3 separate regions of the Homo sapiens genome follow, and all the other regions are linked to region 2. A link is a loop called in an ENCODE intact Hi-C map of the cell type or tissue named here. Cell type or tissue: heart right ventricle. All regions are shown on one strand.

Region 1 (8,000 bases), 1.3 Mb before region 2:
GGCAATGGGCAGAGGTTGAAATCATTTGCAGGGTTCAGAAAAATATAGGAAGATGTGGGAAAGTTTGGAACTTCCTAGAGACTTGTTGAATGATTTTGACCAAAATGCTAATAGTGATATGGACAATGAACTCCAGGCTGAGATAGTATCAGATGGAGATGAGGAACTTCTTGGGAACTGGAGCAAAGGTCACTCTTGCCATGCTTTAGCAAAGAAACTGAAGGCATTTTGCCCCTGCCTAGAGATCTGTGGAACTTTGTACTTGAGAGTTATGATTTAGGGTATCTGGCAGAAGAGCTTTCTAAGCAGCAAAGCATTCAATAGATGACCTGGCTCTTTCTAAAAGTGTACAGCCATATTCATTCACAAAGAGATAATCTGAAATTGGAACTTATGTTTAAAAGGGAAGCATAATAAAAAAGTTTGGAAAATTTGCAGCCTGACCATGCAGTAGTAAAGAAAATCCCATTTTCTGAAGAGAAATTCAAACTATCAGCTGCAGAAATTTGCATAAGTAATGAGGAGATGTATGTTGATAGCCAAGATAATGGGGAAAATGTCTCCAGGGCATTTCTGGCATCTTCATGGCAACCCCTCCAATCACAGGCCCAGAGACCTAGAAGGGAAAAATGGTTTCATGAGCTAGGCCCAGGGCCCTGCTGCTCTGTGCAGCCTTGGAATATGGTGCCCTGTTTCCTAGCTGCTCCAGCTCCAGCCACGGGTAAAAGCGGCCAAGGTACAGCTTGGGCCATTGCTTCAGAGGGTACAAGCCCCAAGCACTCATGGCTTCCATGTGATGTTGAGCCTGTACACAGAACACAAGAGTTGGGCTTTGGAAGTCTCAGCCTGTATTTCAGAGGATGTATGAAAATGCCTGGATGTCTAGGCAGAAGTCTGTTGCAGGAGTGGAGCCCTCATGGAGAACCTTAATGCAAAGGGGGAATGTGGGGTTGGAGCCCCCACAAAAAGTCTCCACTGGGGCACTGCCTAGTGGAGCTGTGAGAAGAGGGCCACCATCCTCCAGACCCCAGAATGGGTAAAACCACTGACACCTTGGACCTTGTGCCTGGAAAAGCCTCAGGCACTCAATGCCAGCCCCCAAAAGACGTTGCAGGAGCTGTACTCTGCAGAGCCACAGCAGTGATGTTGCCTAAGGCCATTCAAACCCATCTCTTGCCCTGGTTGTGAAACATGGAGTCAAAAGATGTTACTTTAGAGCTTTAAGATTAAATGACTACCCTGTCAGGTTTGGGGCTTGCATGAAGCCTTGTGGCCCCTTTGTTTCAGCCAATTTCTCCCATTTGGAATGGAAGTATTTACCTAACGCCTGTACCCACATTTAATCTTGGAAGTAACTAATTTGCTTTTTGTTTCACAGGTTTATAGGCAGAAGGGACTTGCCTTGTCTCAGATAAGACTTTGGACTTGACCTTTTGAGTTAATGCTAGAATGAGTTGAGACTTTGGGAGACTGCTGGGAAAGCATGATTAGTTTTGAAATGTGAAAAAAAAATGAGATTTGGGAGGGGCCAGGGACAGAATTATAGAGTTTGGCTCTGTGTCCCCACCCAAATCTCATCTCAAATTGTAATCTCCATGTGTCAAGGGAGGGACCTGGTGGGAGGTGATTGGATCATGGGGCCAGTTTCCCCCATGCTGTTCTCATGTAGTGAGTGAGTTCTCAGTAGAGCTGATGGTTTAGAAGTGTGACACTTCCCCCCACCGCTCACCAGCATGTAAGATATGCCTTGCTTACCCTTTGCTTTCTGCCATGATTATAAGTATCCTGAGGCCTCCCCGGCCATGTGGAATTGTGAGTCATTAAACCTCTTTAGTTTATAAATTACCCAGTCTTAGATAGTTCTTCATAGCAGTGTGAAAACAAACTAATACATAGGATGAACAAATCTAGGATGACTGTCACTTCACCCTAACAATTAGAAAATTATGGTTAAACAACAAAAACAAAACTTTGGTGCAATTCATCACCAGGATCTCCCTCTCTTTTCCTCAGTCCATATACATAAGCTCTTCTCTCACAGAAAAAAACTCTGGTTCCCAAATATTTACACAGTTATTCATTTGCTTAATTCTACTGTACACATCAAGTCATTTTAGAATTAGAACTTTCATGACACGAACAACAAAAATTCCCTAAATAAAGTCCACATTTTCTGTTTGTTTCTTTTTATCTTTAGTTTGTATTCCATTGAAGGTATATATGACTGAAGACACAGGCCGTTCAAAACTTACTTGGATTTGTTCTGTATTTATTTTTTGAGATGTTATTATCAATGTGATATTTAGTTCCTTAGAGTTTTTTCACATGTAAAGAAATAATTTGTCATAGACTGTGTAAGTCAATGACATAAATTGTAATCTCCAAGGTAACTATTAAAAGAATACTAAAATCATGTTTAATTGACATAATTGTAGGGAAAATGACAAAAATATGTTTGATTAATACAAAGAAGGCAAGAAATTAGAAAAATGATTTTTAAAAAATTAAATAGAAAGCAAATAGAAGAATAAAATGTATATATTGATAATTACATTAATTATAAATTGACTAAATAAGCCATAACGTTAAAAATATGATGACAAAAAAGTTATAAGCACAATTATCTAATCATTACAAAATGTGTAATGAAATTTATGCTTAATTACTGATTATTAGGATAGCTCTAATGTTAGCTCTTATACCTACTATAATTTTAAAGTAATCATCAGTTAATGACAATTTGAGTATCTGCAACAAGTACAAAATATTATAAAAATAGAGATAATTTCTATTGGTGAGAAAGTCGCAAGGACTTCTTTTTTTTTGGTTGTGTGATCTGTGCGAATCAAGTACTTCTTATGATGGTTGTCTGCTTACATTCATAAAGGAAAGAACCACTAAATTTAAGTTAGTGATTGTGAAGACAACATTTTAAGTATCTTCTATTCATTATATTGTAGATCAATGAGATTCTTTTCATGTCTTCTCTGTGTACTATGAAGAATTTCTGTTTTAGAGAAATAGAAGAGTTTGATATGGTTTGTTCACTGGATGTGAGTGACTGTGTAGGTACACCTGCCATGCATAGTGGATATCAAGCTTAGGAGAAAAGAGAGGTAAGATCTGCAGGGTCTCATGCCAATAAGGGGGATTTTAGATTTTAACCAATATATGACAGAAAACCATCAAGGATATTGGATGGGGTAATGTCATGATGGATGCTTTTATTCTTAGAATGTGCATTGAAAGTCAGGTAAGTGTTCACAATAGCCCCAAGAATGCTCAGTAATAGGATTTAAGGCATTTTGGGCGGTACAACTTCAAGGCATTTACTGCATCCCTACCAGCCATATCACTTTTAAAAGAAATAGACACCATTAATATTTCATTCTCTTTAGAATTCTTATAAATATAGTTCTACTGAAAAATATGGCTTTTGGATCATCATTATGCAAAAAATTGTTGGTAAATCTTTCTGAAAAAAATCCTCACTGAAAGGTGTCTATTACCTTCCACTTTCAGGTTAGAGTAATATTTTAGTCAAAAAGAGTCAACAAAAAGTATTTTCAGAGAAGAATGTTGGCCCTGCCATCTGATATCCCCTTTGCTCCCACCTGGTGAATATCTTTACTTTATTTATTTATTTTTTTGAGATGGAGTCTCGTTCTGTTGCCCAGGCTGGAGTGCAGTGGCACAATCTCGGCTCACTGCAACCTCTGCCTCCAGGGTTCAAGCGATTTTCCTGCCACAGTCTCCCAAGTAGCTGGAATTACAGGTGTGCGCCACCACACACAGCTAATTTTTGAGAATGAGATGAGGTTTCACCATGTTGGCCAGGCTGGTCTCAAACTCCTGACCTCAAGTGATCCTTCTGCCTCCCAAAGTGCTGGGATTACAGGCTTGAGCCACCACACCCGGCCTAACTGGCAAATGTCTTCAATGTATCCTCTGTTTTCACAGATGGGTGTAAATTCTACCTTAATTCAGCTGATTCTTAAAAGTTTGTTTCTTCCCCGACAAATACATGTAATATCATTACAGATACCTGTAAGGGAATAATATCGAGTCTTCTGTCATTCTGTATCTTGTAAAAGTTTGGCTGAGACAAATATTAATATGACATGCAAAATTTTAAAAGATGTGAGCTTCATTAGATTTCAAATCATGGAAACAATGCGGAAAAATATTGTGTGTGTGTTTTTGCCATCTCCGTGAGTTCTGACATCTAATGCTGATTGTATTACCCAGTTTGATCCAAACTGTTTACATTTGCTGATGTAACTAATCATGTTTTCCAATGTTATTCAACATTACTTAGATTTTATGTTTATGAGCACACTAAAAACTTGTATTGAACTTTTGTCTTTTACGGTAATTAACAGAGTCTGGTTATGGTGTGATTTCCTAAAACCCCTGCCCTACGTTGTAACAGAGTAAGGAGAAAATGAGAAAAGATAACACTTCACAGTCTCTTGTTGATATCCTACATAAGGTATACCTTAAAGCAAACATCCAAATATTATCATCCAAATATAAACTGATTATCAATATAAAGTTATAAACAAAATAAATTATAAACAATTTTAAAAATAAAGATACTTGTTTATGTCTACCAAGAGCAAATTCAAATAAAAAACCCTTGAATTAATGCCAAATTGACTTTAATTTCATTATTACATTACTAGTTTATAGTACAATATACCATATTTTTCATATGTTGAAGCTTCGAAAGAATCTAAGGTCAAATCAAAGATCATGTTTAATCAAAACAAGAGGAAAAGGAAGTAAAATGTCTTTACAAAATGTTAAGATTCTCATATTCTATAATAATAATCAGGCTCTTCACCTTAAAAAACTATCAGGGTAGTTCAATTCGAATATCTCTATCAGTATTTTCTACTAAGCTGCCTTTAAGTACTGAAATTAGAAAACCATTAATAACATCAGACTTTTCTTTGCCCAGTAGAGGGCAGTGCTACATATGGAAACCAACTTATTACTTGGTTCTTTGAGAGTTTGTGAATGAATGACCCCATTAACTCCTGTACCTAATGTAAGTTGATTTTTGTTCCTTAAAATAGACAATCAAATTCAACGGAACTAAGTGGCAATAGAAATATGGAGAAGTAAAATGTCCGCACAGCCAAGCAATAACTACAGAGCTGTGGCCGCATTGATAACACTAATATTGTTTAATATGAGTTATACAAGTGTTTTCAAGTAATGAGTCAAATAGCAATGTACATGAGAGTCAGAGACTAGATAATTCTTCAGGATTAATATTCAAAAGTAATATTAGAAAAACATATAAATTACCTTTAATTGTCTTCTTGCTTACTAGAATTAAGGTAGGTAACGTCCCTAAAGAGTAATGCTCTGAAAAATAACCTAATTTAAGATGATGTAAATTCCATTCCTTGAAGCTTTTACTCTGGTTGAATCTCCACGGTGATTGATTCATTCTTTTAATTAAAAATCCCAAATTCATGAGCCAGTTTTAGTTCACTGTGCTATATCTTATGATAATATCAATATCCTAGCACCAAAAATTGAAGTAATCTCTTTTCAGAGATACTGAAACAATAGCAAAAATGGGTTTTTTTTCCCCAACATCTGAGCACTTTACTTTAAAAAAGCAGGCACTGTAATATGTGTAATATGTAATTTTTTGAGGAAGACAACATCTACTCTTTTCTACCATAGATAGCTTCATTTGTTTCTACTCTATAAACTTATCAAACCAGCTCCTAAAAATTACTATGGTAATTTGTCAATTACATCAGTTTGACCCATATCCTCTTAGATAGAAAGTTTACCTTCAAATATTTCCCCAATATTTCTTAATTTTAATTATTCCTTTAAACCTATTTGATTTTTTATTTGTAAGCATAAATTTAATTAATTATTTGAAAAATACTTCGTTCTGGATGTGTAGTCTTTAGATCCCCTTTTTCGGATTTATAGGTTTAGGAAGAAGTTATATCTTCTTTATTTTGTGAGGTGCTTAGAAATAAATATTTGATGATGATGATAAAGTTTCCATAGGATTTCTTCTCTACTCCATTATCTAAATATTCACTAAGAGGAATGTCTAAAAGAATTAAATAAGTATGAACATGAGTTAAACATTTCCAGTTATTTCATGTTGCAACACCTAAGTCAACATTGCCATATGCCGACTCTCCTATTAAAGCTCTCTTCAGGGAGAAGAACTTGGTAATCCGATAGAAAATTACCATTCAAAAGAATTACTTTTTAAAAAGATACTGTCTCCACTATAAATTATTTTATATGTCATTCTTTGACTTGAAAAATATGTACCCAAATTTTTCTATGATAACAAATGTCTCGATATAAATTATTAGATGAAAAAAGCAAAGCTAATCTGAATGAGAGAAAACTATATTATAACACACAGTGAAATGCTCTTAGTTTAGTCTAGTTTAATTTGTAACACCACTGTAATTTTAGATTCCGCTACTTACTCACCTGGGTTAACTTGGTGATCATAGTTAATTGGAGGTAATATTATCTTCCTTCGAAGGCTGAGGCAAGCATTATAGGGGAATGTATATGACACACCTGTCATAAGGACCAGGATGTGTTTGTTGACTAGTAAATACTTACGACTCTTATTAGCTCTGCAAATCACTTTTTATTTGATGTTGGGCAAATAATTAACTTCTTTGAATCTCTTCTTCACCACTCAAATTGGAATTATAATACCCACTTGTTTTTACCAAAGAGTGATGTTAATTTGAGATGAGATAATAATAAACGTAAAAGTGTGAAAGCACTTTGCAAGTGACAGAGGGCCGCATAAATATTAGGATATATAATTAATTGGGAATATACACAGAAATTAAAACTGGCGTAAGAAAAACTCTATTGCATACTTTGTCATCTGGGGACATTGTTTAGAAAGATCATTTTGAAAGAAAAGTTTACAGTAGGTTGTAGAGAGCAGATCATTACTTATAACACCATTGTAATTTTTATTTACTTTGTGAAAATCATGGTTACATTTTTCAGAGTTTTGCCTGAATACTGATGGATTGATTTAGTGGGTCAGAACTAATAATGTTGACTATATTTGTAAAGTACAAGACTCCCAAGATACATTTTTCTTTTTGAGATAAATTTTATTTCTAAATAGGTGAGTTTCAAATTTTCATGCAGAAGGAAAATTTTACTAACAATTTACTGATGAGAAACCCTGGCCAATATGACAGAGATTTATATTCAGAATCACAGTATATGTTGTAGCTCCTACCTGGGAGTTCTGTAAGGAACAGAGGTCATGGATGGCATAACTGTTGTCTCTGAAGGAAGCAATGCATCTTGCATCCCTCTGAAGAGTCATCCCACAATGAGTATTATTGAGAGCCAAGTCCTCTCTGACTCAGGAAGAGAAAAAGAAAAAGTGCTCCTCAGAGAAAGTGCTCCTCAGAAGCCCTTTCTAGGAAGAAAAGTGTTCTTTTCATTGCCTCTTCCCCCAGACAACCACATCTCCTCCTGTGTCCTCAGAGTGCCCGTTCAAAACGGCCTTCCACAGCTGATGAGGAAGAACTACTTCTATGCTTAAACATTATTAGTAGCTCTAGGGATATTAGCCATACCTAATTCATATGTCCATCAGTTCATGTATCTACTTGTTTATGCTAGAATTTCCAATCTCCTAAACACACACACACATTGAGCACACTAACTATATCCAGATAGATAGATAGATAGAAGATAGATAGACAGATATGATATATGATAAATAGATAGATGGGTGATTGATTGAGATGATAGATAGATATGATATATGATAAATAGATGATTGATTGAGATGATAGATAGATAGATAGATAGATAGATAGATAGATAGATAGATAGATATAGATAGATGATAGATAGATAGATAAAAATATTTGAAATTTGTGGAATTGCAAGGCCAAAGGCTCTACCATTGGTAACTCATTACTCTAATGGTCTATATTCGTAAGAACTTGGAT
Region 2 (8,000 bases):
AATGTATTTTGGGCCACAATTCTGAGGTTGTGCATCCGACAGGTGTAGGAAGACCAGAGCTAGCCAGAAAGTTTGAGGACCCACGTGCTTGTCCTGGCTCCACTTCCTCCCATTCCCTCGACCACAGGGACTGTCTACCTCTAAGCTGCTTTCTCACCTGTATGAAAAGGAGGTCAGTGATGCTTGTGGGCTCCTGGCCCTGTACACTGCGCAGGAAAGACTGAGGGATCACAGGCAACGGGCTCTAGAATCAGTGAAAGGCCACACAAACAGAAGACAGGTGTTGGTGCTCAGTTCTATTAACCCAGAAAAGACCAAGATACAATTTGGGGAAAATTCCCTGATTACATTTGTTCTATTCTGCTTTGCCAAGGGTTTCACTTAATTGAATGAATCCAATTTTACTCTATACAGATAAGTGTATAGAGCTGACCATGGCATCTCCATGTAATCCAGGAGTAATCTTTTTACCTCCTGACAGTTTTACCGTCTTACCTGTTTCTAATCCATTTCCCTTTCTTGGCAGCAGACTGGGCGACAGCACAGAGACACATAGGAAGTGGTGAGCGGAAAGTGCCCATGTCTCCAAGGCAAATACACATTCCAGAGCACTCAGAAAACTGCAGAGGGCTTTATGTTTTCACACTGAAACTCATGGTGGCAAAAATTGAGCTGATGTGAGGATATTTATGGTCCCTAAATCCTACTTAGTGTAATATCCATACATTTTGCTGTAGAAAAATTAATGGGTTTGAATATGGGGTGCTGCCCAAGCCCCTCCAGAACTGTTCACTATATATGATTTTTATAACATATTGCCTTTATAAAACTTGAAAAATCCTGAATTCTGAAACCTATGTAGCCCCAAGGGCTCCAGGTAAAAGAGATCAGGGACTATAAAGGAAACTCTGGGGTACAAAGGCACCTGTGGAGATGAAGGTCACCAGGCTGGCTGGTATTTGACAGGCAGGACGCCCTGTTCCCAGGTTCAGGCAAGAGGTTGCCCAGCCCTCGGGATGCTGCTTTCTGCCACAGCATGGTGCTGTGAATTCTCCCCCTCTTCACCGCTGCTGTATTTTTTGTGAAGCCATAGAGACAAGCCAGTGCCTGGCCCCCAGCAAGGCTGGAGAGGCAGTGAAGGCACATCCCCACAGCCACGCCCTGCGCTGTCCTCTACCTGGAGTCCTTGGGCAGCCAGCCAGGGGAAGGCTCCCTGTGCCCCCCACACCCAGGCTGCTGTGTAAAGAAGCAATTGGCATGAGCCCCAGGACACTAGCTACTGCCAAAGCCAGCAGTATTTTATGAGCCTTAAAAAATCTTGTTGTACCAGTCCGTTATGAATTATTGAATTAACACTGCATATTTATAGCAACTTCTTAATAGTTTAATAATTTATTCATCCCTTATGGATCCTTTGGCATATTTCTTTTAATTGTTAGAGTAAAGAGTTTTTTTAGAGCTAACTTCACTGGACTACTTCCTCAATGATGCTTCCAGAATACTAAAATAGAATCCTGCACAGTTGTTCCGAAGCTTAAAGCACCTGATGCGCAGCAAAGACCTGCCCACATGCGAGTCGGTGACACCCCCCCTGCCTGTGCACAGGGCTGCAACTACTCTGTAGAAGCCCACAGCCAGCCAGGCCCAGCTCTCAGCCCCAACTCAGCACACTAGCATTTCACAGCCTACACTTGGATTACGTGTCTTCTGAGACAGTTTAGGAACCTAAGCATCATTCATATTGTTTCTAAAGGGAAAAACATCTTACTGTGTCCCAACAAGTAAGCTCCCTATTTTGGGAGCACCCCTGCTTTGTAAGATGTGTCCTACTGCCCAGAGTGAGTCATTCCTCACAGAGCCCTGCTCCTAGGTGCTTGGTGATAAGGGGAATCAACAGAAACAGGCTGTTTCCCAGCATTCACTTGCAGATGACTAAACCCAGAAATTGTGGAGTAGCCTTAGGTAAGGAGACGAAAGTTGAAAACTTAAGACCCAGATTCTTCAGGCATTTGAGACTCTGGCTGAGGAGGCAAGGCATGCCAGATCGTTTATGCTCAGGGTAAGGGTGCACATCTGTCTGCATGTTACTGTCCCTTTTGCAAGGGTTTTTTTGGTCATGAGTGACATCGCACTTTATTAAAAAGACATGCTTTCTTAACAAGATGAGCTACCTTTGATGCTTAGTCTTTCTCTGGTTTAGGCAAGAGTCCTGCAAAGCCATCCAGCTGTTGTTGGCAGCTGCCAGGAGTTGCCATAAAGAAGGTAGATGGAGTTTTTCCTGTTGAATTCGTTAATTCAGGCTCGTGAATGTGGTCATTGATAACACCCCATCCCTCTTTTCCTTACCGCCTCTAGCTAATTGTGCTTATCATTTAAGCTTCAGCTCATGGCTCTATCACCATTCTCAAGTTTGCCTTGAAAAGATCTGAAGAAGTACCTGTTAGCCTGAGCTCCCTCTAAAGAGGGAGAAAAGCCAATCTTCCAGGTCAGTCTGGCAAAAGCTGGAGGAAGGGCCCATTTGCTTGGGGACTCCAGATATCAACCCATGGCCAGCAGATCCAGCTCAGCCAGATTGTCGGGTCACAAAAATAAATCCACTATCTCTAATCGCTCTTTTGCCTCTTTTGCAAGCCTTTGAGGCGGGCAGGGCATGAGAGTTACTCATTCCTAAGAAATGAGCAACAAACAGTTCCAGCTAAGCACCCTGGTTCATTCACTGCCTGGCCACGACCACAAACTTGTGCTAAGCTGAGGGTCGCTGACCGGTGATGTCATTTGGTGCTCAAAGCATTTGTTGAGTATGTGTGCGCACCAGACCATGTGCCAGGCGCTGGGCACACAACAAATTCCACCATGGTCCTTGACCTTGAAGGGGAGCCATGCGTGCAGAAGCCTAAAGCTGTGTTGTGATAAGCCTAAAGCCATGTTGGGAAGTTCTTATGGCAACACAGCTGGGAAAGTATAAGTCCTGCCCTTGGAGGGGAAGGAAAGTGATGGAAAGAGAACATGAGCCAGCCTTGAAGTTGCTGTTTATCAGCTGGCTCAAGTATCAAGGTGGAACCAAGCACAGGCAATCCGAGCATTTCTTCCATGAAAAATGAAACTTAAGTGTCCCGGAAAAGTTGAGGATCATACCAGAATTCTGTGTCTCAGCTTGGAGTGACCATGCAGCATATTTAGTCTGACATGCTTTGAGAGTGAAAGAAAGCACTGCTAGTAATAACACCAGGACCAATGCCTGAACCCAGACCGTCCCAGGGAATCAGGGACATAACCATCATCCTAGGGATAACTTGAGGCCTAATTTGCTGCCCTGAATGAAGTTCATTCTCCCTCTACTGGTCAGAGACGAGATGGCAGGGGATTGGTTGCACCACCCACTGCCCCCCCGCCCCCCGTCCCCCTCAACCTTTTTATTTATTTATTTATTTTAAGAAACTGATAGAAGACAAATACAATGTCATCTGACATTGCAATCATTATTGGAAACTACAATGCACAGTATGTTTGTACTTACATCCTTGAAAACCATTTTAGGGCTCTCAGCCCCGTTACTGAACCATAAAGATGCTGGGTTTAAAAATATTCAAATTGGTTCCTTATTGAGGCAAATGCTGAGGAAAAGCAGCAGATTGCATCTTGAGCTTGAAAAGAACTCCTCTTTGACTTGCGTTCTCCATGATACAGCTGACTTCTTTTAAATCGGTGTTGTGAGTTAGTGCTCCTGTTCCATCTTCACCTGCCTTTATTAAACAAGCAACACAGAGGCAGATGACTTCTCTGGGTGCTTTATGCATGTATCTCACTTTAAACACTGCGTTTTTTGTTTCCTTGGGAAATAAGCCCTCATAGCCAATGGTTGCTTCAGGTCTTGACCAAGTACCCGGATGCCCCAGCCAGATGCCATGGTTTGCCTCCTGGGTGTTCACCTCTCTGTGGGCTTCTTCCCTCTGGTTTCTAAGGTGACAGCTTGTTCATCAGATGCATGGAACAGCACAGACACAGGCATTTCACACCCGTCTATTCAGAGCAGGGGCCCCATGGCCCAGATTTTCTGGGAAAGTTCTGTTTTCACACATTCTGCCTTGTGCTGGTCAGCCAATGTATTCTGGTTTGAGATAACAGAATGTAAAACAGTAGGGCCATCTTACCTATAGCACGTGACCCAGAGAAACAAGGGCCCTGGGTTAGTTTGCAAAGCAGGTCAAGTCAGCCTTGAGTCCTATAATGCTGCAGAGAGCCCAGCACCCTCTTGCCGCAGCAAGGCCGGCCCCATCTGGGTGGTGGCTCCTGGGTCTCCAGCACCCAGCACTGGGCAGGCACTGGGTGGTTGCTCAGTGAATATTTACCTGATGGAAGCGCCCAGGCACAGTGGTGGTGAGCACAGATCCATGCACGCTGACTACCATGCCCCACACATCCACGCTGCCCCTGGGGCGCAACAGTGCCAGTGAGAACTCCCCACCAGAACCTGTGCCTCAGCTGAAAATTTCCTTCCCTTCTCCCATCCCTAACGACTCCCCTTCCTACAGGTCCCAGCAGATGTGAAAAGGAGAATAAAGAGCCTCCAGTTCCTCCTTTGGCCCCAACCTTAGTTTGCATTCTAATTCATTAACATTTGCAGGGTGGCTTGCAGCTGTCCTTAGAGATGGTGGTGGCAGTTCTCCTGAAATGCACCTGTGTTGTTCTTGCACTTTCTGTCACTTCTCAGTGGGCCTCAGAAGTCAGGTGGGTGGACTTATCTGCCCAGCCATGTGGAAGAAGGAAGGCTCTCATGTAGATGTCTACGTGTACATAGCGCCTCAAAGTGAGGATTATACACTACACATCAATTCCCCTCTGACGTCTTAGTGGAAAGTTTCCATTGAGCCCTAATGCTCCCTAGAAGTATGTCACATCCTGCCCGCGGAGGGGCCCACCCAGGGCCCCATTCTGGTTACCCTCTTCATGCTCGAGGTTGTGCCCTCCAGGTGCATCTCAGCTCGGAGAGGGGCCCTCAGGGTCGCAGCTTGCTCTGTCCATCATCCAGCATCTGCCTCCTCACTTTGTGAATAACAGGGCACATAGATATCTTCACTGGTGAGATTTGCTGGTGGTAAAGCATATTATCTGGCTGTCCTCATGGAAAGCAAAGGAAGCTCCCTCAAGGCAGGGGACACCCCAGGGAACCTTTGGGAGAAGCAGGAAGGAGTGAGAGCCGTGGGCCTGGGGCCTAGTGCAGCACACTCTGGAATTCCCCTTGCTTCCTGCCCCTGCCCTTTCATTCCTCTCTGGAAAGGCTCATTCACCAAGTTCACAGAGATTCTGTGGTTCCCTGCATGTCCTCAGGAATAGCTCTGGGGGAATTCTCATCCCTGATGGAGGATCAGTCTTGTGGAAGTCCTTCCTGTCAATAAGGACATTCTTAGTTTTCATGGGGTTGCCACAGAGACCGGCCACATCAAAATAGAGACAGCCCACTTTTCCAGAAACCCATGGTGACCTGCTTTCGCATTAGCTTCTGGTAAACCTCACAGGTGTGGCCTGTTGGCCTCTTGCTATTTAGGGAGCCCTCTGGGACCAGTCTTCACCTCAGTCCCTAACCCAGCGTCCTATACAGTGTGTGAACACCAAATGCCTGTTAGTGGAGAGGAGGAAGAAGATGACAGTGATAAGAAGCGGAGACAAGCTCCTATGTCCCTCCAGCAACTGGACAGGCAGGAAAAAGTAGGAGATGCTCCAGAGATTGTGCAAATGCTTCCTTATTTTCAGGCATGCTTGATACTTATAAACACCGTAGACAGACAGACAGATAGGTAAGTAGGTAGGTAGGTAGGTAGGTAGATGTGAACAAATGTGAACCTGGAAGGGCCAGTCTTCCAATATAGATCCTTAGTGGCTCACTGGGTCCAGATTTGAAATAGAGCCAAGTGGCCATTTGCCGACTAGGGGTCATACAGGTATGCTGAGATCCCCCCCAAACCTGCACCTTTTTATCTTTGGGACTTTTAGAGCTCACCTGAACCAACCAACCAGTACTCAGCCGTATCAGCCAATCAGAACTAAGCAAATTTCATTTTTTTTAATTTGAATAAACAGACCTGATTGGGAACCTGGGTGGGAACTTTTGCTCTAAAACCCAAGTCTTCCTTTGTTCTTTGGAACATACCTTCATTTTATATTGGAGGCTGTGTCTCCCTGGTTTGCAAACTGTTCACTGGAATAAAGTCTCTTTCCTCCAAATTCCTTTTTCAGAGAACTTTTGTTGACAGATAGATGGATGATTGATAGATAGAATGACACTCTACATATATATGTATAGTATGTGTGTGAATAAATGAATGAAACCAACTAATAAATAAACCACAATAAACCTTAGGGCCCTGAATATTAATTTACCCAGGAGAGACCCAGTCACTAGAGATCAGGGCATCATGAATAGTCAATATCAGGGAGTGAGTGAAGACTTTAATTAGTGGCTCACAGTGCATTTCTCGAAACCCAAACTTTAGGGGCCTTTGATGCTGGTCTATACCACAGCCTGCCCTGCTGCGCTCCCATTGTATTCTAATACTCGGCGGTGTTTGCTATAAACGTGGGTGAAGGTAGGGTTGTTGGGTTGAACGTAAGTTATCCCAACTCACTAGCTGGTTTTGGAAAGTAAGCAGAATTGGTTGTGAGTTTAGTTTTCTGTCTACTTGACCTTGCTCTCTTTTTTTTTTTTTTTTTTTTTTTTTGCTAAGTCTGGAAAAGGCCCAAGTGCTTGGTATGATCTGAGGAAGGGCCTTAGGAGGGTCCCCAGAGCTAGCATTTCCAGTCAGGTAGCAGTTGAATTTGCAGATCCAGAGACCACTGAGGACACTTACTGCATCAGCCTGGCTGGCTGGTGAGTAGCTGTGCTCTCAGCTCACCAACTCCCTCCCTTGCTGTGTGTGGGAAAGGTGGACTAAGGACATAATTCCTGGTGAATTCAGGAATTCAGAAAGCCCTTGTCCATCATGCAGTGTCCCTGACCTGAGTCCACACTGTGCGTGGTTCTCACAGGCCAGGCTTTGATTCTTGCTAGATGCGTAGCTCTGTGACTTTCCAGCCAGACACCTGGCTGGAAAGTATCCTCAGTGCAAGTTAACTCTGGCATCTCTCTAATTCTGTTGCTGGGTTCGACACAAAAACATCCTAGTGACAGCTGGTCCCATTTAAGGTCAGCCACCTGTGCTTCCGGAGATGGAAGTAGACTCAGACCAGATGAGTTTTTTGGTGTCTGTATTGGATTAATGTGTACTTCTTTCTAATAGGAATTCCAATGACAGTTGTCTTGTTGGATTTTTTTCTACCTACATGATCATTTTCCTTTTTAGAGCCACCATAGTTTTATCCTATTTAAAATACTTTGTACTTTGAACCATGGACACCCACCTCCCAAAAATTAAACCATTTATAACATGACCCTTGAGCCTGAAGATTGCATTTCAAAATATAGACAATAAATAGAGTGATTTTTAAAGCACCTGTCTAATCAGCATTAAGCAGTCACCAGCACCTCCCCATAATTGAAATTCCAAAGAGTGACTCTAAAGCGTGGACGTGTTCAGAATCAAAGATGGAACGGTTTTTAGGGTAAATGTTACATACTGAAATCAAGCAACATGTAAAGTTTTTAATACATAGATGATCGTTATACAGACTAATAATCATACCAATTGTCCTCAGGCCCTGCTGGACAGCCGCGCATCTGTCTTGTAACGAGCTAACCATGTAATAAAGCACGGTGAGCAGGCACTTCCTAGGGCAGTGCCAGGAGCCTTTCTGAATACTGCAAAGGACTATGTCCAATGCCTGATCTAGCGTCTTTAGAGATGGCCCACCTACAGCCAAGGTCTCCCAACAATGTAGCTTTAGAGCTAAGCCTAGGCGGGCTTCCCCCCAGTATGTTCCACATTGCCATGTAGTTAAACATGCACCCTTTTTTTTAAGTTTGCCCCTTGCCCTTAATGATAACCTACATTCTTCCTAAAAGTTAC
Region 3 (8,000 bases), 160 kb before region 2:
GTTTAAGGAGTTGAGTTTATAAAACAAATAGCTCTGCGATAGTAAGCAATGTGCTAAGAGATGAAGCCCCAGGAAAGCTCCATTGGGCCAAATAAAAGCTTTGAATCCAGGGGAGTAAAGGCAGGGCATTTGTCATCCAGATTTAAGTAATCGACTTTCATTCGCCCCACCCACCTCCCCAGGTAGCAGGTGCACTCATCACACAGAATGTTATAAAGGGCGCTGGCAACAGCGGTAGGAGGAGGATGAACTGACCCAATAAAGTATTCCCAAGGCCTGTTGGGAAAGACAGTTGTAAATGGAAAACAATTACTGCTAATAGGGTAAAGCACTTGTAGTTTACAAAGTATTTTCACCGGCCGTATCCATTCGTTTGATCTTATATTTACAATTTCCAAACACACAACTCCCATGGTCCTTCTGGGAGTTCCTGTCCTGAAACGCATCCTCTGAGGCTGGGTTCTCCCAGGAGGCCCTGAGCAAGGACCCAGGCCCCGGGGATTTCCTGAGGATGTTCTCCCGCAGGGACAGAAAGAGGTGGGCAAAGCCAAGTAGGGAGGAGGAGAAGCCAGCAACAGTGCATTTTCAGGGGTGGTCACGGACTCAGCTTCAACCCAAGGGGCCCCTAGAGTATAGGTTGTGCCTTGGATTCTGTCCCACCCTTAGCGACGGAGACAATTGGCTTTTGAACCATGGGCAACTCTTGTGGGAGGCGAGGGTAACCTAAACATCCAGGCCCTTCCATCTCCTGCAAGAGAGTTAAGGTTGGTTCACAGATCCGGAAAAGGGCCCTGGAGAGGCACCAAGGCCCTCTGCTCCATGTGCCCCCCCCTCTCCGCACCTGCTCCACATACCTTGGCTGTCCTCCCTCATAGCACTCCTCTGTGAACCTGAGGAACTCCTGCTAGTACTTCAAAACCCCGTCCAGGTGTTAGTGACACATTCTTTGATTGCCAGTAACCCAAGCAAAAAACCTCTTCTTTGATGCTCTTCCTTTGACTGGAATATCCTTCGAAGAGCTGCACTTGTCGTTAAAATTTTAATGACTCGTTCCCCAAGGGCCACAGTGTTACTGGTGGAGGGTGTCCAGGTTCCCAAGAATTGGACAAAACACACAAAGCAAGGAAAGAATGAAGCAACAAACAGAGAGATGTGTTGAAAGTACACTCCACGGTGTGGGAGCGGGCCTGAGTATAGGGGCTCAAGAGCCCAGTTACAGAATTTTCTGGGGTTTAAATACTCTCTAGAGGTTTCCATTGGTTACTTGGTGTACGCCCTATGTAAATGAAGAGGATGAAGTAAAGTTACAAAGTCATTTACTTGGTGCACGCCCTATGTAAATGAAGAGGATATTTCCTGTCATAGCTGAAGCATTTCCACTTGATTTAGTTCTGGGAAGTCCTTAGGTTCCCTGCCTCCAGGCCCTCTTCTCCTAGTAAGCTTGATCCCAGGGAACAGACATTATTGTATTATCTTTATTGTAGTTGTATTATATAACTACTTTATGATAGTTGTACCTATTTGGGGAGTACATGTGATATATTGATACCTGTACACAGTGTGTAATGATCAAGTCAGGGTAATTGAGATATTCATCACTTCAAACATTTATCTTTTCTTTGTGTTGGGGACATTACAATTCTCTTCTAGCTCTTTTGAAATATACAATAGATTATTTCAACTACAATTTCTCTACGATTAAATACTACAACTTACTCTTTCTAATTGTATTTTTGTACCCATTAACCAACCTCTCCCAGATATTAATGCTTCTCTCTAAGACCTTAATTTTCCCCAGTGAGGCAATGGGGAAAGCGAGCCCCCTGGCTGCGGTTTACTGAGGTGGTGTTAAAAGACTCCCAGTGACAGCAAAGTTTGTTTGCCAAGTCATTCTTCTGAAGGGGACCATGTGAACAAATCCCTAAGAAAAGCTAATGCCAAGTACTCAGCATCACCCTTCAGAGCACAATACACGGTACTTCAAGAGTTTTAAAAAGAGAGTTCCTCAAAAACTCAAGCTGTTTTTATTTTCCTGGATACTTATGTAGTGATCATATCCATTGTGAGGTTGCCCTCGGGATGTTGGGATTTTCTAAGGAACGTAAAGTCCCCAAGATTAAAGCAATGTTGTAGTCAAGAAGTTTCTCTTACTTTCACCCCATATTTAGGTGTATATTTCACTGATGTTCCAAGTATAGAAACACATTTAGCAAATAATTTTGATCTTTGAAGAAGTTCTCTTTTCAACTTTATCAGGCAAGTTCACAGATGCATTTTACAAGGCAAATCGGGAAAAAAAAGGAGATCAATTCTACTGCCGAGAAGGAATCTAGGTCAATTTTATAGATTCACACTCAAATGAAATCCACACAAGAACAAAATTCAAGACATTGGTTAAAAGAAAAATCATACCAAGTACCAAGATAAGTTAAATTGCTATATATGTACAGTTCGATAAATTGAAAACATCCTAGATCTTTACCAAAATTAATTTCTCTGGCATCTTACAGAAGCATCTGTGGGCTTCCAGTAATTTGTACTTTTAAAAATCTTATACAACAGTGTTCCTACAAAAAGAAAGTAAACACTTGCAACCAAAATTTCCATTTTTGCTCGTCAAGATTTCAATCGATTTTACTTGAACAAGCTGTTTTCGTTCAATTCACACTGATTAACATTAGCCCAATCGCTGAAAACTTTGTGGTTCTGGGATACGGGTTTTAATTGTCTTCATAATGTACTTGGAAGGTCACTGGGGAAATTGAACACAAAAGTTTTCCTATACCATGTGCTGACTAAATAAAGAGCCCGAGCAGCATGTACCTCAGCAATCTCAATCTCAAATTGACCTCCTTTTTGTTTTCTCTTTTCTGTTACAGTGTGTTTCTCATCCTTTTCTTTTTCTGTCAATATTTATGTAGATGTCAACTATATTCTTGCCTCTCTGTAAGTACTGCTTTTCTCTAGGGCTCTCTCATGAAAACAAAATTTCAGTCAAAATTGTTATTTTTTATCCTCCCTCTGTTCGCAGCAAGCACGGGTCTTAGATGCAAAATGTACGGGAGAGCCAGAAACTCAGAAATCAAAATAAAGAATGTCTTAATGCAATGTTTTTAAAAATAAAAATGAATGTTAAAAAAAGAACTCATGATTAATAAAATATCCAAATTGTGGCTGGGCACGGTGGCTCGTGCCTGTAATCAGGCCTCCCACTTTGGGAGGCTGAGGCAGGTGGATCACCTGAGGTCAGGAGTTGGAGACCAGCCTGGCTACATGGTGAAACCCCGTCTCTACTAAAAACACAAAAAATTAGCTGGGTATGATGGTGGGTGCCTGTAATCCCAGCTACTCAGGAGGCCAAGGCAGGAGAATCGCTTGAACCCGGGCGTTGGAGGTTGCAGTGAGCCGAGATGGCACCATTGCACTCCAGCCTGGGCAACAAGAGTGAAACTCCATCTAAAAAAAAAAAAAATCCAAATTGTAATTATTCAGCCCTGATAGAGGCTCTGTGGTGGTCATCAGTAGTCCTTAGTGCTCCTGGGAATGTGATAGAATTCCTGGCTCCCTCGAGGACATAAGTGGGGCCATGTGACTAGTTCTGATCAACACATTGCAAACAGAAGTGATGAGCGTCACCTCTGGACAGGAGCATGTGGCTGCCAGTTCAAGACCCTCCTAAATTTTTCTCTTTTTCTCTCATGCACAGCAACTGGCAAATTCCCAGACCAGCATCATTGTATTGGCCAGGAACCTGCACACCTAGGGTGAGCAGAAACTCCCTAGAAAGCCACTGTGGTCAAGAAGTCTGAGTGAGGAATGAGCCTTTGTTACTTCAAGCCACCTAGTTTCTGGGGAGTATCTGTTACAGCAGCTGAGCCTCTCCTGACTGACTGATATACACATTAAGCAAGGTTTGCACTGTGGAAATCCTCAGTTTCTCAAGTGAAAGAAATGAAGCCGTCCCCAGCATCCAGTCTTACAGCTGGAACTTCTTGCCTAGAAAGAGCAAGATGCTGCTTCTCTCCTTCCCTAATTTCCTGTAGATTTTGTTCTTAAGACTGAGAGCTTTGTAGATGGACAATTAGAGACTTTAAAAACTTGTTTCAGTTGGGCACAGTGGCTCATGCCTGTAATCCTAACAGTTTGAGAGGTCAAGGCTGGTGGATCACTTGAGGTCAGGAGTTCAAGACCAGCCTGGCCAACATGGCGAAATCCTGTCTCTACTAAAAATACAAAAATTAGGCCAGGCACGGTGGCTCACGCCTGTAATCCCAGCACTTTGGGAGGCCGAGGCGGGTGGATCACGAGGTCAGGAGATCGAGACCATCCTGGTTAACACGGTGAAACCCTGTTTCTACTAAAAATACAAAAAAAACTAGCATGGTGGCGGGCGCCTGTAATCCCAGCTGCTCGGGAGGCTTAGGCAGAGTAGTGTGAACCCAGGAGGCGGAGCTTGCAGTGAGCCAAGATTGCGCCACTGCACTCCAGCCTGGGTGACAGAGCAAGAGTCCGTCTCAAAAAAAAAAAAAAAAAAAAAATAGCTGGGCGTGGTAGCAGGCACCTGTAATCCCAGCTACTTGGGAGGCCGAGGCAGGAGAATCACTTGACCCCGAGGGGTGGAGATCGCAGTGAGCCGAGATCACGCCACTTCACTCCAACCTGGGTAAAAGAGCGAAACTCCGTCTCAAAAACAAAAACAAAAACAAAAAACTGGTTTCACCTCTTACAAGCACCTAGGATGTGAGATAGCTCATGAGCAAAAACTTTAGTTGCCAACCTGTAAAGTGAAATTCGAAATACCTCCCACACAGGCAAATAATGGAATTAAATGAGATAACACAGAAAAACACCTGGAACACAGCCAATAATTGACACATTTTAATCTAATTGCACTCAAGGTGTGACCGAGATGCTCATTGCACAGCAGACCACATCATCCCCAACTTAGGAGGCCCAGGACCAGGAGACAGCACTTTAGCAGTGCCCCCTGGTGGTTATGCCGAGAACTACCTTAGGAAGCCCTGGGTTCTTCCTTTCCCCCGTGGTGGTTGCTACGAGGCCGACCCAGTGGCCTGGGTTGTTGTTTTATGGATAAATTTATTTTCTTTGCTGAGATGGGCTCGGGAGAAGAATCACTAGCAATTCAGTTTGCAACAACCTCGAAAAGTGGAAGAAAACAACAACATGGCTTTGGAAAGAAAGAGTCCTGACATGCTAATATCCCTTACCAGTTTTAATGCATTTAGAAAAGGTGGATGTAATGCTATGGTCCAAATGTTTGTGTCCCCCAAAATTAATATGCTGAAATCTTCACCCCCAAGGTAATGGTATTAAAAGGTGGGGACTTTGGGAGGTGATTGGGAGCCCTCATGAATGGGATTAATGCCCTTATGAAAGAGGATTGATAGCGATCCCTCAGTCCTTCCGCCATGTGGAACACGTGGGAGGCAGAAAGAAGGTACCGTCTACAAACCAGGAAACAGGCCCTAGCCAGACATTGAACCTGCCAGTGCTTTGATCTTGGACTTTCTCAGCCTCTAAAACTGTAAGAAGTAAAGTTCTGTTGCTTAAAAGCAACCCCATCTATGATATTTTGTTATAGCATCCTGAACAGACTAAGACATATAAGTATGCCTGAGACCAGCAAAACCTATGGGTTAAAAAAAAAAAAAAAAAAAAAAGTTATGGCTGGGCGTAGTGGCTCAGGCCTGTATTCCAGGCACTTTGGGAGGCCAACGTAGGGGATCCCTTGAGGCCAGGAGTTCAAGACCAGCCTGGCCAACAGGGTGAAACCCAATCTCTACTAAGAATGCAAAAATCAGCCAGGCATGGTGATGCACGCCTGTAATCCCAGCTACTCAGGAGGCTGCGGCACAAGAATCACTTGAACCTGGGTGGTGGAGGTTGCAGTGAGCCGAGATCGTGCCACTGCACTCCGCCTGGGCAACAGAGCGAGACTGTCTCAAAAAAAAACAAAAACAAACAACCGTTACTCTCATGAAGAATTCCATAAAACTAACAGGTTGGTACCCAGTTATTTGGAGTATCATGTTAGCACTAAATTATCATTTTTTCATATTGAATCAAAGAGAATAAATGTTCCAATGAATCTGAGCAATGAAGGGACAGCTTAGGAGCTGCAGACTTTCCTTTGCAGGTATCACTCAGATCTCATTCTAATGTGGGTAATCCAACTCCTGCCTTCATTCAAACAACCACACTTTGAATTTCTACATCTCCTTGGACTTGCCATAATAATCAGAAACCAAGAGGGTCCTAGGGCAGCAAACTGGAACGAGAAGGTGGTGGGACAGGAATTAGCGGGAGATCAGACATGCAGGACCAGAGACAGCCACCTAAAAGAGAAAATGGGACTGAAGAACAGAAGAAAGCCTTAATTTCATGTCAACAGGTTGATGACATCACATTCTATTTGCCATTTTAGTCAAGATTAACTGCAAAAAGGTCCTCTCCATGACCTTAGATGCCCTACTTACAGAGGCTGTCCTCACAACTTAGGAGTGCAGAGCTTAGCGACATTTTGGAAATCTCCTAAGGTTTAATCCTTAAAGGAATTACATGCTCAAAGAGAAAAAGAGGTATAGCAGGAAGGTCAATGGCCTCAGGTAGTCTGGACTTGTCCACAGGGAGCTAAGACAGTGGCCAAGGCTGGCTGCCAGAGTCAGGGACAGAAGCTGTCTCCCACCCACACCATCAAGAGTCATCTGAGGGCCATGAACTTAAGCCATAAGAATTATGAGGTCAGCAATGTTTCTTTTATGGAACAGGGTGGATATCAGGAAGGTCTGGAAATGAAGCTAGAGATCACAAATTAGTAGAAGAAAAAACTAAACTCTTTTCCAAATGGAAGAGCACCACAGTAAAATCTACCATCCCCACCTGTTTTTCAGGGGAAAGGTGCTTTGGAGAAGCGCTCAAGAGATGAGAAGTTTCCACTGAAGCCTCATTCCAGAGCATCTGTAGCAGAGGCTGCACTGCCATCCCCAGGACTGTCCTCTAATTCCTCCCTACAGTGAAAATGGGCCAGAAAAATGACATTTCTCAGTCTCCCTTTCAGGTACCTCCAGCCATTGAGTTATGTATATATTCCTGGGGCTGCCATAACAATGCAGTGACTTAAAACAACCGAACTGTATTGTCTCACAGTTCTGGAGCCTAGAAGTCCAAGATCAAGGTGATGGCAGGGCTGTGCTGCCTGTGAAACCCATGAGGAAATCCTTCCTTGACACTTGCTAGCCTTCTGCAGTTTGCAGACAGTCGTTGAGTCCCTTGGCTTGTAGCTGCATCATTCCAATCTCAGCCTCCCTTGTCATGTGGTGTTCTTCCTCTGTGTCTCTGTCCTCACATGCCATCTTCTTACGAGGACACCAGTCATATTGCACCAGGAGCCCACTTGACACCAGGATGACCTCGTCTTAACTAATTACATCTACAATGACCCTATTTCCAAATAAGGTCACATTCTGAGATACTGGGGATTTAGGACTCAACATATCTTTTTTAGGTCAGGTGGGGCAGACACAATTTAATCTATAACAAGATATAAGCAGAAGTTGTTGATGGAGCTTCCAGAAAAGTTATTTAAATGGAACTGCCTCTGTTTATAGATGTGCCCTACTTCCCTTATGTACCCTCCTCCTTTCTGTGGCCCTGAAAATAAATACCACCTGGGATAGAAGTGTGACTACTGATCTTCAGCAACCATCTTGCTACCATGAGGCAAACTTGGGAAGAGAAAACATATGCTAAGGATACAAAAAGAGAGAGAGAGAGAAGTAGAAACAGTCGAATCTCTGATAATTGTGGAGTTTCCAGACCACTATGAGTTGTTTTTTTAAATTCCATCTTGCTTACATCATTGTTATTTGGGTTTTCCATTATTCACAGCTGAGTTGAATCCTAACTGATTCATGCATGCTGAGGAAAACATCTCCCTCCACAAGTCAGCACCCACAGGAAGAAAAGATGGGAGCCGTGGA

Evidence for each region. A loop is a pair of places that touch in the nucleus more often than their neighbours do. Peaks named below come from ENCODE experiments on the same cell type or tissue, not always from the same donor. Only the 100,000 strongest peaks of a DNase experiment are listed, where the experiment ranks them.
Region 1: a loop joins it to region 2, with 8 times the contacts of the local background. A loop is called at or near these places in 21 of 110 quality-filtered maps.
Region 3: it touches region 2 in a loop (4-fold over the local background); 53 of 110 quality-filtered maps call a loop at or near these places.

Annotation. Positions count from the first base shown.
Region 1 is chr5:12,020,799-12,028,798 of GRCh38, reverse strand. No RefSeq gene overlaps it. Among named protein-coding and RNA genes, the nearest start is that of CTNND2, 120 kb to the right of the region's middle. In heart right ventricle, a CTCF peak has its summit at 4,959 (motif pointing right); no DNase peak of the experiment used is centred here.
Region 2 is chr5:10,696,999-10,704,998 of GRCh38, reverse strand. All of the region lies in intron 2 of DAP (death associated protein), which reads left to right. Among named protein-coding and RNA genes, the nearest start is that of DAP-DT, 60 kb to the left of the region's middle. RefSeq lists enhancers at 1,390-2,112, 4,382-5,091, 4,646-5,469. In heart right ventricle, CTCF peaks have their summits at 3,130 and 3,334 (motif pointing left); a DNase peak (open chromatin) is centred at 3,324; H3K27ac peaks cover 2,847 bases.
Region 3 is chr5:10,860,960-10,868,959 of GRCh38, reverse strand. No RefSeq gene overlaps it. Among named protein-coding and RNA genes, the nearest start is that of CTD-2154B17.1, 78 kb to the right of the region's middle. In heart right ventricle, CTCF peaks have their summits at 4,782 and 4,982 (motif pointing left); a DNase peak (open chromatin) is centred at 4,992; H3K27me3 peaks cover 58 bases.